3 separate regions of the Mus musculus genome follow, and regions 1 and 2 are each linked to region 3. Evidence: chromatin contacts called from ENCODE Hi-C or POLR2A ChIA-PET data. All regions are on one chromosome and are shown on one strand. Each heading gives the region's core, a stretch centred on a gene start or an enhancer-like site at or near the end of the contact. The rest is flanking DNA. Distances are from core to core; before and after follow the strand shown.

What was found. A loop is a pair of places that touch in the nucleus more often than their neighbours do. ChIA-PET counts read pairs that join two places held with the same protein, here RNA polymerase II (POLR2A).
Region 1: a loop to region 3 is called in a map of gastrocnemius, with 2.4 times the contacts of the local background. The contact joins two enhancer-like sites. A Hi-C loop is called at or near these places in 1 of 37 maps with a recorded cell type or tissue (gastrocnemius). POLR2A ChIA-PET finds 5 or more read pairs at or near these places in 1 of 5 experiments (embryonic stem cell).
Region 2: a loop to region 3 is called in a map of gastrocnemius, with 3 times the contacts of the local background. The contact joins two enhancer-like sites. A Hi-C loop is called at or near these places in 1 of 37 maps with a recorded cell type or tissue (gastrocnemius). POLR2A ChIA-PET finds 5 or more read pairs at or near these places in 1 of 5 experiments (Patski).

The regions. Positions count from the first base shown.
Region 1 is chr13:37,918,041-37,922,171 of GRCm38, forward strand. The region is part of intron 7 of Rreb1 (ras responsive element binding protein 1); the gene reads left to right. Among named protein-coding and RNA genes, the nearest start is that of Rreb1, 31 kb to the left of the region's middle. Within about 2 kb of position 2,364, at least 1 of the 3 ENCODE cell types and tissues checked has a DNase peak (open chromatin) inside an H3K27ac peak, as active enhancers do.
Region 2 is chr13:37,851,927-37,856,444 of GRCm38, forward strand. It overlaps a transcript of Rreb1 not described here. Among named protein-coding and RNA genes, the nearest start is that of Rreb1, 35 kb to the right of the region's middle. Within about 2 kb of position 2,272, at least 2 of the 3 ENCODE cell types and tissues checked have a DNase peak (open chromatin) inside an H3K27ac peak, as active enhancers do.
Region 3 is chr13:37,677,420-37,681,992 of GRCm38, forward strand. No RefSeq gene overlaps it. Among named protein-coding and RNA genes, the nearest start is that of AI463229, 12 kb to the left of the region's middle. Within about 2 kb of position 1,477, at least 1 of the 3 ENCODE cell types and tissues checked has a DNase peak (open chromatin) inside an H3K27ac peak, as active enhancers do.

The DNA.
Region 1 (4,131 bases), core at 1,114-3,613, 240 kb after region 3:
CATCCTCGAGTGTGGAGCCATGGTGAACAGTGAGCAGTAAGTGACGTAAGCCTCTCACTGTGTGGCGAGGGATTAGAACAGCACAGAGGACCTTGATTCCTCCAGCCACGCAGCCATTAATTTAATGCCCCCGTGTCTGTTTTACCTCACTTCATATTTTATTTTGTGATCAGATTTTATTGTTGGACCAACCTGCTTTTGCTTTTCCTGGTAATCCCATCATATAGGAAAGTAACCTGGCTCTTGTGAGTGATTTCTAGGCAACCTGAGTCTGTGTGGTGAGGAGGGAAGACTGGGTGTCTCTTTACTGAGTTGGAAATCCTTCTCGTGCAGAGAAAATGGGGGTGGGAATCCCATTAGACATGGGTCCATCATGAGCAGAGCTATCTTGGCCATGGTGTACATGGCTTTGAAGTTGAACCTTTGCTGTCCTGTCCTGTTAACCAAGTAGGTTTCCTCACCTACTTGATGATGACACCATTTGGGGAGGGGTTGGCTGAAGAGGTTGCTTAGCACCAGATGGACTTAGTCCTTTTAGGCAGTATTCATTCCACCAACCCCACAGCAGCTTGCCATGGATGGCTCCTAAGAAGCGGTGGCTTGATGGCTTGTGTGCCCAGAGAACAGACCAGCTCCAGCTTCGTGGCTTTATCTAGTAACTCTTATGAGGCCAGATGGGGCTGACTTTTAAAAAGCGAAAGGAGTTGATTATAGAACATAGTTAATTCCCCTTTTCTCCTCTCTGCTCAGCTTCCACATAATAACCTACTACCAGAGGAAGCCTTGGGGCCAGGCATGGGCCAGTAGGGGCCTAGCCCGGGTGGTACATTGTGACAGTAGCTGATGGGAGAGACTGCTTGTTAACCCAGAACTAAAATAGACACCAACTCCATTTTCAAATCCCAGAGGCGCAGAGCCACAGTGGGATGCTACCAGTTTAGAACCAGAGTCCGTAACTTAAAACAGCTGTTGGTTTCTTTCCTCTGCCCTCGTCCCACTCCCTCCCCTCCGACCCAAGTTGGCGAGGTGCCCGTGTTCCTTAAGAAAGTGTTGGCAATCCAAAGTAGTATATATGCTGAGTCTTTTCTCCTGCACTCTGCCGAGTTTCAAAATCGTGAAATTCTGGCATTGAACAAAAGGAAGACACAGCACCACCGCTGCCACTGGTAGATTCCTGTTCTTAAGATCGGGTATTGCTTACCACCCCTTCTGGCCAGCTCCTGGGTGAGGGGTGATAGGGCAGAGAAGAGAGCCGAATAGAGACATCCCTGGCAGTGAGTGGCCTTCAGAGATGAAGGTAGGGGACAGTGCACAGGGCAAGTGTGCAGGGAGGGAAGAGCGGCAGGCGCTGAATGTCTTGCTTTGTTGTTGGGGCAGAACACTGTGACAGACAGACTGCACCACTGGGAACAAAGTGAGGTGGAGCAATGTGCAGGCCGCTGATGTTCAGCAGAACGGCGTGACTCATGTGTCGCTCGACGTCTACTTGCACATTTTAAAGTGAAAAGTGGATTAGTAGTGTCATCTTAAGGGTGGGACACACAGATGCTCAGTGTCTGTGAGGCCTAGGATTCAATCTGCACCTCCCCAAGGAAAAAGTAAACTAAGTGCTGATTAAATTCATTTAAGTCAAAATAGAATGTATAACATTCTATACTTACAATCAGCATACAATTATTAGTGGTACATTTTTACTTTCTCGCTATCTTATGTTTAGTAATTGAAATCTATGCTTATTGAACAGTCATACCCCGTCTTAATGGAAACCAGTCCCACACCAGGTACCTATCAGCCCACAGAGCAGGTTAAAAGACAAGCCAGAAGGCAGTGAAGCCTTCCCCAAGACTGAGCTGTGTAGCTGGATAGTCACTGTGTTGATGAAGGAGCTGCCAAAAGCAAACTTGCTCCAAGTTATTGTATAATCTTAGGTGGTTCCTTGATTAAAGGAGATTGGGTAATAAGTAATTTTAACATCATTTTAGTTAAAATATATCCAACAAATAATGGAGGCCTCATTGTGACAATGTGAGGCATTTGACCAGTCTTGACTAAAACAGGAATGTCTGAGGTGGGACCCAGGGACTGGTTAGAAAAAAAGGAGGCAAGTTCAGAGCCAAGAAAGAAAGACTCAGTAACTAAGAGCTTTGGATCTGACATTGGATATTGTGGCACTCTTTGTTCCTTCTACGTTATGGCCATCATTATGGTCACAGCATTGATCTTTAAATTACCCCAAGTTTAAGGCAGTGTCCTTGGGTTAGTCAGGAAATAGGCTATGGGAAGCTAGCAGGGTCTTTGGCAGGCACCCAGGGCTCTGAAGGGACACCAGAGCTTGTTGCAGGCCCGCCAGTCCCTTACTGTGCATCCTGGCAATGGGGCCATTGGGTGAGACATCCCAGGACGTTCTTGTCTCTGTTTCTTGGGTATTCTGAGGAACATTCAGCTCCCTTCACTGCTCGCCAACACCTGCTGAGAGACGCTGAGACTCTTAGTGTGTCAGCGACCCCATCTATTCTCAAAACACTAAACACCAAGCAAAGGTGAATAGAATACTGGAATCTTTATTAAGACTCCAGGGGTCCAAGGATCAGCCCAGTGGGAGCTGGGAGTGGAGGACAGAGACTTGGAGGGGGAGGTACCTCCCTAGCCCGGCAATTGGAGGTGTCTCAGTCGGACTTTCACAGCCTCCTCACCACCCAAGGGCAGGAGCAAGGACCAGTTTCACCTGGCTTTAGGGGCTTCTCTTCCTGTCCCCTATGAGCCCCTTAGATACTCCCTGCTTCACGACATGCTGGCTTAACTGAACAGACCTAGTGAGGTGCCTGTCTGTGCTGGACAGCCTGGGTATGTTCCTAGGATGTGGCAAGGGGAAGCTACCCAGCCAGGCCTCTGTCACAAGCCAGCATTGCTGCTCACAACAACTGGGAGAGATTACTGCAGCTGTGGGTGTCAGTTCTCTCCACAGGATGGGCCTGGGAGGGTAGGCTGAGGGAAGAGGGATGTCTGGGTGAGGTGGGGCTCTCTTAGAGAGGGATTGTTTGCACTTAGTCCTTTCGGTCTCTGGAGACAAAGCAAGAAAAATGAAGCATGAAATCCCCCTTTAAAAAGAATGCCATCAAAACTCTGTAACAAGCACAGAATTAGGCGTCTCAGGGAATCCGGCTGGGTCCCCCTTCCAGCAGGGAGTCATAGGTTCTGCTCACTGCATTTGCAGGGAACACGGAGTTGTCAGGATCAGGAAAAGTGCCCAGGCATTGAGGATGTGACCTGGGCCAACAAGGAGCCTAGACACATCTGTAAATGACAATCCTCTGAGCAAACGGGGTTACAGACAGCACTGTCCCAGCACTGCCTGGCACCTCTGTGACCTCAGGCAAGTGGAGGCTCGGTTTCCCCATCTGGAAAATAGATTTGGCGACTTGTGAGTATGAAGAGAGTGATCTTAGGCCTGAAACTATAACGAATACTGAGTTTTTTGTTCTGATACTGTTACTTAGGATGTCTTTTTGTTTGTTTGTTTGTTTGTTTACTGTGGAGGTGAGGGCAATGTGCTTTCATGTTTGAAAATTGTTGTCACACCCAGCTTTTATGTAGGTGCTGGAGGGGGTTCATCATACATTACTGAACCGTCTCCCTAGCCCACCGTGTCTTCCTAGCATCTCAAGTCCTCCAACAGAACAGTTAACATTTTGCCGTGGTCTTTCTTGGCTATCCCATTCCAGTGACACCGAGGAGTCAAATTCCAGAACAACCTCTCCCAAGTACTATGTACTTGACAGAGCATGAAAGCATTTGTCCTTTGCTCTCTATTGTCATAGAGAGCCATTTTTATCTTGCGTTGCCTTTGTAAAGTTTAGGACATTAAAGAGCTATTTAAATGGAGTCTGAGGCCTGCGTTCTGAGTGCCGTCACCTTTACAGACTATGCCAAACAGGCAGGATTAGCAGCTTGGAGGGCCTGGATGCCTACAAATAAGAGAACGACACTTCTTTTGGTAGGATGTTGGAGAAATCTACAATTGTAAAAAAGTTCCTTAATTTTGATATTTCCCCTGTAGTCTTTTGAAAATATATTTTGGGTCGTTATTTTTTTAAAGTTAGCTCGTTAGGCTTAAGAGGAGGGAGAGCATCT
Region 2 (4,518 bases), core at 1,022-3,521, 180 kb after region 3:
TCAGCCTAGGAATGGCCTCGGAGTGGTGCGCAGCTGAGGGCCATTCTCTGAGAAGTTAGGGGGATGGGTTCTGTTCACACAGGTGGGTCAGGAGAGTGACATTCCCTGAGCAATGTCCAGGACAGCCCTTAGATCACAGTCCTTCAGAACAAAGAATTGAGTCAGGGGAGTGAATTCAATCTGCCAGGTTGTCCAAGCATCCTTGCCTACCTTCATTCCTCCAAAAGGCCCTTTTAATTATCCACCATGGTCTGTTAACATGAACCCTGGGCTTGTGAGTTAGGAGCCCTTAACCCAAATTCATCTGCCTTAATTATGTTTAGCTTTAGTTTTTCTCATCCCTGAAGTGGACAGACTATATATCTTGAACCATATTGTTAGGCAACAAAACGATGCCCCTCACCACTCCTCCCCCGCCCCCACCTCACCCCCTGTCTAACAGTGCATATTAATCTGTGGGAGGAGAGAAATCATTATCTTTTCACATAAAGGAAAAGTGCCAGTTGCTTTAAGGTAGAGGAACAGAAGGAAGGAGCCCGTCCTTAGGAACCTCATCTCCACTCTCCTCTGGTTGTATTTTCCTCTTTTTACAATGGGATGCCTTCTGTCCTCACCATTGAGGGCCAAGTTACTGCGCTGATGAACTCGCCAAGGCGCAGGTAGAGGTGACGGCCATCTCAGGGAAATGTCCTTTGCTATCTGTAGGAAGACTATATTACATGGGCCCTATTCCACCATGTCCTATTTTCTAAGAGTCTGGGCCGGAAGCAGGTATGCTGTTTACATTTTAGGCGGGTCTGTATGTGCTCCAAAACATTTAATGTGTCTCTATTTCAAGCCTTTATAATCTTTCCATGTTGTTCTCGGAACTTTAGGTGGCAGCTTAGCAAAGTAAAATTGACAGTAAGAACTTATCAGATGAGCCTGAGAAAGTACCGGGTCCAGAAATGGTCAAATCCAGGCAGGGATAATTGGGGGAAGTGGATCTTGTAAAGGAGGTAGGTAGCAGGTGACCTGAGGGTCTGCCAGACCTCAGTTGAAGAACTTGTGACCGCCTACACAGTGCACCTGTGCTGGTAAACTCAGCTGTGAGGAAGGCTCCTCTGCCCAACTAGAGGCCTAGTCACTAGGGTGCACAGTGACCTCATGAAGGTCTCATGGGGAAACCCTCCAAACTTAGTTTAGAAATTCCAGAGCAAGTTTGGTTCTGGCTGAGGTTCAAGTGGGAGGGTATCTCCACAGCAGGACCTCCATCGCCTTTGTAGGTATAATTACAGTTGTTTTTTTTTTAAGATAGAAATGGGTTGTGATTGATATCTTAGGGTTTTAGTTTGTTTTGAAGTCTTAAACACCTAGGAATTCCTCTCCCCACCCCCTCCAGTAGCTTACTTTGGGTCTCAGTGATTAGAAATAGGCACATTGTTTGTAAGAGAGAAGTTATTGGAGAAAGGGGTTATGGAAACACACACACACACACACACACACACACACACACAAGCTTGAACAGGCCTACTTTCTTGAGAAGAAAGTGGTTTTTTTTTTTTAGGTGTAACAGATCATAAAATAAATAACATTCTCTAAAGACACGAATCTATAAACAAAGCATAAATATCTTTATTTAAAATGGATTAAGTTCTGAAGCCTAATGGCTTTGTTGTAGTACCATGTGGCTTGTTCAGGTCTGTCACTAAACGTGTGTTGCCCTCAGAATTACATTAGAAAGCAGGCATGCACTGGCTCACAGATTCTTAAGTGCAGTGCGGTGGTAGTGAAACAGAAACTAGATACAGATACTGAGGAGGCTAAAAAGATGAGGTCGCCACACACCTGGTCCTTTCCCTTCCCTTCTTCCCTTCCCTTCTTCCCTTCCCTTTCCTTCCCTTCCTCCCTTCCCTCCCCTTCCCTCCCCTCCCCTTCCCTCCCCTTCCCTCCCCTCCCCTCCCCTCCCCTCCCCTCCCCTCCCCCCTCTCCCCTCCCCCTTCCCCTCCCCTCCCTTCCCCTCCCCTCCCCTCCCCTCCAAGTCTGCTCTTTTGAGATGTTCTTGCAGAAGATGGAGGAAGCTCTGCCCTTAGGGTCATCTTTCCTGGATCTGGAGATGGGAGTGGCTGGGTACTGAGACTCCTTCCCCAACTGTGCTCAGCTGACCCTTTGCTTTATAGGCTGTCTGGAGGTGGGCAGTCCTGCCTGTCCCCAGGCTTTCCCAGAAGGGCTGGGAGGAGCCGGAGGAACAAGGAGAATGTTCTGCTCGCCTAGACACTTCCTCCCCACCCCCCGGGGTGCCGGGAGGACCTGGGTAGGGAGTTGGAATCCAAGGAGCCGGGCTGAAGGGTCTGAAGGCTGTAACTGCCGCTGTCTGTGCGGTCCAGAAGTTGCTTGGCTCTTGGTTCTGCACGGTAACTCGAGTAGGGTGCGCGTGCACGTGTGTTTAGATGCCCCAATGCATAGGCAAGTAAAACTTACGAAGCCAAATGCCGAGGGTTTGGTTGGTTTTTTTCTAAGGAATTGAAACTGGCTTTTCTGGCCCAACAATGGAGTCAGCTGCTCAAATTACTTCAGGTAGTCCTCGTCGTGGTAAAAATGACTGTGGGAAGATGCAGTTGTAAAGTGTGGTTCTGAAGCCCCCCCCCCTCTTGTGCCTTTTTTTTTTTTTTCTTTTTCTTTTTCTTTGCAGTGCTGGAAGAAGAGGATTGGAGAAGTCACTTGGCCCTGGCCTGACTCCTCCTCTTCCTCTCTCTGCCCAGAGCTGAAGCCACTGTGCTCAGGGTGACTGCCTGGTGCTCAGTGCTGTGGCCTATTTTAAAGTATCTTTAAGTTGTCGGCATGTCAGTCATTACATCCAGGGTTCCTTTTCGTTTTCGAGGGCACCCTGTCTAACCGTTTAGCCAACCCACCCCACCCCTTTTCCTTGTGCCTCCAGTCGGGGAGGGTGGTCATGTTAACTGATCGACTGGCTTCAGAAAAAGCGTTCATTAATTAGCGTTTTACATCCCAGTCAGTCAGAAGGCATTCGCACATTTGTATGAAAGGATGTCGAAGATCCAAATCTTTGAGGAGAAATACATGGGAAGGAAAAAAAAAACTGCATACACACAAAACCTGGCACTCTTTCCAGTTTAAGCTTCGTGCTGGTCCCTGTTGAGTGGGTATTTGTCCCTTAGTCTGGAGGTGATAGAAAATGCCAGTTACTGTGGTATTTAACTGACACCAAACTGCTGTCCAAATACTTCAGTTAGACCGAGGCTTCTTTCTTAATTGGTGGGAAGGAAAACCCACCCAGGAAAAGGAGGAACCTGCACTTTCATTGGACATTTAAAACATTTCAGGCTGGAGAGTCTGAAGAGCACACGACAGTGTTTCATTTTAATTCACAGCTCATTTGTGATTTAAAAAAAAAAAAGTAGTCAAATCTCTCCTAAAACTTGAGCCAGTCAAATGGTTCATTTATGTAAGGGTTCAGCAACTGAAAGCTCTGTACTCTCCCAAGGTCAAAAAAGTAATTATTGCTATCGAAAATTTTTCTGGAACTGGGGTATTTTAGGTCACTATAGGAAGGTTTACTAATACTAGAAATTACATAAGCCAGTTAAGGCACATTTGAAAAACGATTATGTTGGCATATTGAAGACTAATAAGATGCCTTGGTAGGAATAATTAGATGAAACATGGTTTTTTTTTTTTTTTTCCTCCCCTTAAGCAACTTCCTTGTTTTCTGGAGGGTGAGCCTCAGTAACAAGATGTGCTTTATATTTCTTACAGGTATCTAAAACAATTCTAAAGATAATGAAAAGTTTTTATTTTTGTCTCTTGTTTTTTTTTAAACTTTAAATCTCAGTTTCTGTATGGTGTCTAATCAAAGGCTCACATGATAGTGAGCACTTGAATTTTAGTAATGAACTACTTTTTGGTGCATTGAATGAATTTAATATGTTAATACTCCTGTAAGGCCCAGAACTGCCTGGCTGCCCCTTGCCCTGCCTGCCTGGTACTGGCTGAAAAGGTACCATTGTTTGTTCTACAAACACTGGGTGATGTTGGTTTCCAAGGTGACTGATTCTATTGCTGCTCTTTAAGCAAGGGGGATGGGGAAGAGAGAAAGTAACACCTGAGAGCATCCTATTTGTGACAGTCCATGTGTGTTAGATGTGTGTATATTGACATTTTATATTAACTGAGGTTATTTGAGAAAAGGGATTATGTAGAAATACAGTGTCAATTAACAGCAAGTTCAGATTTAATATGATATATAGTAAATATGATGGATGTTAAGGGATGCTAGAATAAAATCTACTTAGGCTGAAATAAACTGTTAACCTTGGACGATTAAAGAGCTAAGTGAGAGATATTTTAGACCATAACTTGAAATATTTTTCTTAACCTTTTCAGTTATAATAACCCAATTTACAAAAACTGTTCAGATAAATACTTAGCAGTATCATTAAAATTGGTTATTGATAAAGTATACAAGTCTTCAGAAAAATGAGAGTCCATGAAACATACATTTCTGGTTTGAGTTTTGTT
Region 3 (4,573 bases), core at 227-2,726:
TTATCAGAGTATGCCTAGCCATAAGCTATCACATTTATCCAAAGGCTATTATTTTTAATATTCTCAATTACTCCTACCTCCACAGCCTCTCTGCTTTGTGAACACCCACATAACTACGTACAAATGATCTTGTTTTAAAAAAAAGAAATGGAATGCAGTATCTACTAAACTAAAGGAAAACAGTTCAGAGGGAAAAGGAGCTAGGCTGGGGCCCACCTGGTACACGCAAAGAGGTATACCTTGGCCATGGAGGTAAACATTCATCAGGGGGACCAAAGAAAGCAGACACACAGCACACACATAGGAATCAGCAGTAGCTAAATCAAGGGGTAGACATCAACTAGATGTTTAGCATTTGAAAGTCGTATCCTCATTTGATACTCACAATAACCCAGTAAATTAGGTACCACAGCTTCCATTGTCCACAAGAGGAAAACAAAACTTGGGATGTTTAGTGTTAGGCTAAATGAGGTTCTATTATTCACATGGGGAAGAGCCAGGATTCTAACCCCTGCACCTTTGGCTCCTATATCAGTGTTGGCCCTACTTCCCAAGATGGTGTGCAGCCCAGGGGAGATAAAAACAGCAAGGTATATTGTAGGCACATCAGCTGAGTGTGGCCAGGAATGACACGGAGGGAAAGAATCAGGAAGACACTAGAGGATGGAGAGACAGAGGAGAGAGACCAAGGAAGGGCTCTGGGGTTGTGCTTTAAAATAAAGGAAGTGAGAGAAAGTCCAAGATTTCAGAGTCAGCGCCAACGGAGGCTGGACTTTACAAGAGATGATAACAGATCAAGGCCGTAATTGACAAAGAGATAGATGATAAGTTAGGAACACAGAGAGAAAGCTAGAAACAGTTAGGGACGTTTCCTCCCCAGATAGGATGAGAAAAGAAAGAAGTCGTCTATAGTTAAAAGAAAAGCGAAAACCGAGTCTCAGTCGGGACGGCTCCCTCCTCCGTCTCAGAGACGAGGAGAACAGGGTCAGCTAGGGCTGGAGCAGAGTGGAAAAGATTCTGAGCAGCTGTCACTGGAATCCGATAGGGAGCTAAAAATGGAGTTGAAGGAAGATGCCTGCGGGCACTGGGAGAGTCGAGGCAGGAACACACAGGAGGTCCGGTTACTGCTGGGGGCCCAGGTCTCTTCAACAGGTTTCAGCAGTTTAAGATGAGGAAGAGATAAAAAAAAAAAAGGGCTGTCCAAGGAGACTCAGTAGAAGGTCAAAGAGTAAGGAATGAGGTGCTTTTGAGAACTTGGCTAAGTCACCTCACCAAGGAATCCAAATTCCAACAAGGGAGGGACAGAAACAGCCAGCATGAATCCAAGATGCCAAAAACTAGGAAGAAGCCATCGGGAGATTGGATCGGAATGGGACCAGTGATAGGGCCAGGAGCTGTGGCTACAGAGGGTACTTAAGGGGTGGAAATCTAGAAGGCAGAGCCTCCCACAAGCGGCGTGTCCCAAGGGTGTGACTAGGCGCTGAATCAGAGATGCGGAAGATGGGGAGGTCGCCCAGGATGAAGAGGCTGAGGAAGTGACCAGAAGAAGGATCTGCTAGTCTGAAAGCAGAACAATATTAGGGTGGGAAGGGTGGCACAAGCTAAGGAGAGGGTCATCTGCCAGGCATGTACAAGGGAAGTGACTGAATGGTCACACGATATGCATGGAAGAGGGGCTTCCCGTATGAAAAGGGAAGCCAGCTTCATTTCTGGAGAATTGTAGCCATTTCTTCATATCCATGACAAGTTGGCTCTAGAACACTGAGATAATTACCAAACGTCCATGGATGCTCAGCTCCCCTCCAGTGAGATGACCCAGTGTCTGGACAGTATCACTTGACACAGTCAACCTCATGGTGGATGGATGGCTCTGGAAACTTTCCACTGCGACCCTTCATTCTTTCCTCCATAGCTCAGCAAAGGCAGCCATGTTCCCTCCCACCTGAGAGGAATCTGGGGCCACCATGTTTGAAACAAAATCCTCTCCTCCCCAGAAGAAGTGTCTCTAGTCTTTACACCTTCACCCCTCGAGGCCCTTGCTGGGGTTCCTTGGCCACCCTGTCCCATTCCCGTTGTCCCTGTCCCTCTTAAATATGTGCTCCTGAACATCATAAATGGCAAACACCGAGAGAGTGCTGGCTTGTGACAGCCACATTTTAATGCACCTATTTCTCACACTGTACGGTAGTAGCACTCCTGTTCCCATTTCACATATGAAGAAACTGAGGTGGAGGATGCGGGGGGTTGGGGGGAGAAACTGACCAGCAGCACAAAATCAAGTGCAAGTAGTCAGGATACACTCATAACCCCAGGCCAGCCTTCATCCTTGGCAGTGTTAATCAGAGTCAGGAGGGAGTTTTGAGCACCCCTGAACTTGGGACCCACCCTCCAAATTCTGATTCTATTGTGCCACCTGTCAGCTGCTCATCGGAGCTTTGAAAAGACATCTAAGGGACACTTCTGGACAGCAAAGACTCTAATCACCCTCTGGGGACTATGGTCACTATCTGGTGGATTAGAGGGGTGCGATGGAAAGTTCCAAGGTTCTCTCTAGCAGACAATAACATCAGGGCAGGTTCAGACTCGGGTGATAAGAGCAAGTTCCTCGGGAAGACTAAGTACATAGCTGTTGAAGTAATGTGAGTTGCAGGATCTCAAAGGGCCTCGTTCTTAAAGGAAAGAAAAAGATATCATGAAGCTTTGTTCTTCTCAGGCACGTGACTGCCTCATCTTCCTCCTGACAAGGTGTTACTGATCATAAAGCCCACCTAGCCACGCAGCCATCTTCCTCAGATTAACAACAGTCTTCATAGCAACTTCATCACAACTTCCCAGCCTCCTTCCAAAAACTGGCGGAAGATGAAGATGACCTTTGAGGTCCACACTCTCCTGTTGGTTCTGAACATCAGTACATCCCTGTAGGTGGGGGACAGGCTCTCTCCAGCTCTGGCTCCTGCCTGAGGAGCTTACAGGTCACTTCCAGCGTGGGCGGGGGCAGGGGGAGGTATCTGAACTTGGACTTTCCAGCTGTTCTTCTCTTCACTTCCCTGTCCCCCCAAAACCCCTGTCCTTCACCTCCAGTACTTCCCATTGAAACTAACCTCGGGCTGTGGCTTTTAAAGCACATTCGGGCATTCCTCTGGTTAAACAGAGGTCAGCAAGAGCAGAATACCATCCTAGCACGCGTGTAGCCCTGGGTGACCTCTTCAGCACAAAACTTCCCAAAATGGTACATTGTTGTGGTCCCGGGACTCAGAATGGAAGCAGGAGGGGGATCAGAAGGTGAAAGGATATCCTCAGCTACATAGCTAAATTTGAGGCCAGCCTGGGCTACATAGAATTCTGTCAGGGGTGGGGGGAGGGAAGGAGAGAGGGATGAAGGAGAGAGAGCATCAGATATTCCTTATTTGCTGCTAGAAACATCTATACCTTTCCATCCATAAAATTTGCTCTTAGCAGTCTGGGACACAGTGCTAGGGCACACACAGTATGAACATCTGAGCCTGAACTACTTGACAGAGTATGCTGCCCTTTTCCTCTCACCCCCATCCCAGAGTCATCCCTGGAACCAGCTCAGGCAGCCATGGCAACCTGTACCCTGTAAAGGGAAACTACCCCCTTGACTGCACCTGCTGTGGTGATTCTAGAATCCTGGCAGATGACGCCTCTCTCCAGCTGTCCATCAGATAGCTCCATAGCAACCAGGCTGGGAGAAGGAGGAGTGAAGAGGTGGGGTGAGGCAGGGTGGAGGTAGAAGGGGGCAGGCAGTTGGAAAGGGTTATTCTCAGATCTCTGGATCTACAGAGTACATTTTAGTATCATCCCAGCCAGAAAGTACAACCAATAACAAAGGCTACGCATGAAAAGAAAACTCAATTTACATTCTTGAAACATGATTAATGGGGGGGGGGAGGAAGGGGGGACTCCAGACACCTTGACTGTGACCACGGTAGAACTGTTCCTTGCTGACGCATTTCAGTAGAAGCCTGATGACAGCTGATACACAATGGCAGCAAGGAGAGTAGATGCTGTTTCCTTCTGTAAGAGGCTCACTTTGCAGCAAGACTTGCTTAGACCATTTCCCATCCCAAGCTTCTTGGGGAACCACAGAAACAAACCCAAAACAAACAAACCACCAAACAAACAAATGACAAAAGCCTACTGCCAGAATTCAATCTGGAATGCTCCCCAAGGCCCATGGGTTGAAGTTTGGTCCTCAGCTTGACTGTGCTAGGAGAGAGTGGAGACTTTAAGACGCCAGCACTCCAGAGGCCAAAGGAGGCAGATCTCCCTGAGTTCAAAGCCAGCTGGTCTACATAAAGAAGAGTTATAGGTTAGTAAATGCTACCTTGTCTTTAAAAATAAAAAATAAAAATAAATAAACAGTGAGAGAGGATTATGGGAATTCAGCAGTTCCCTCTCCCCCTCCCCTCCCCCTCCCCTCCCTTTCCCTTCTCCCTCCTCTCTCTCTCTCTCTCTCTCTCTCTCTCTCACACACACACACACACACACACACACACACACACACACGGTTAACATCATGGCTCCATTACATGCTCCCTCCATGTTACCT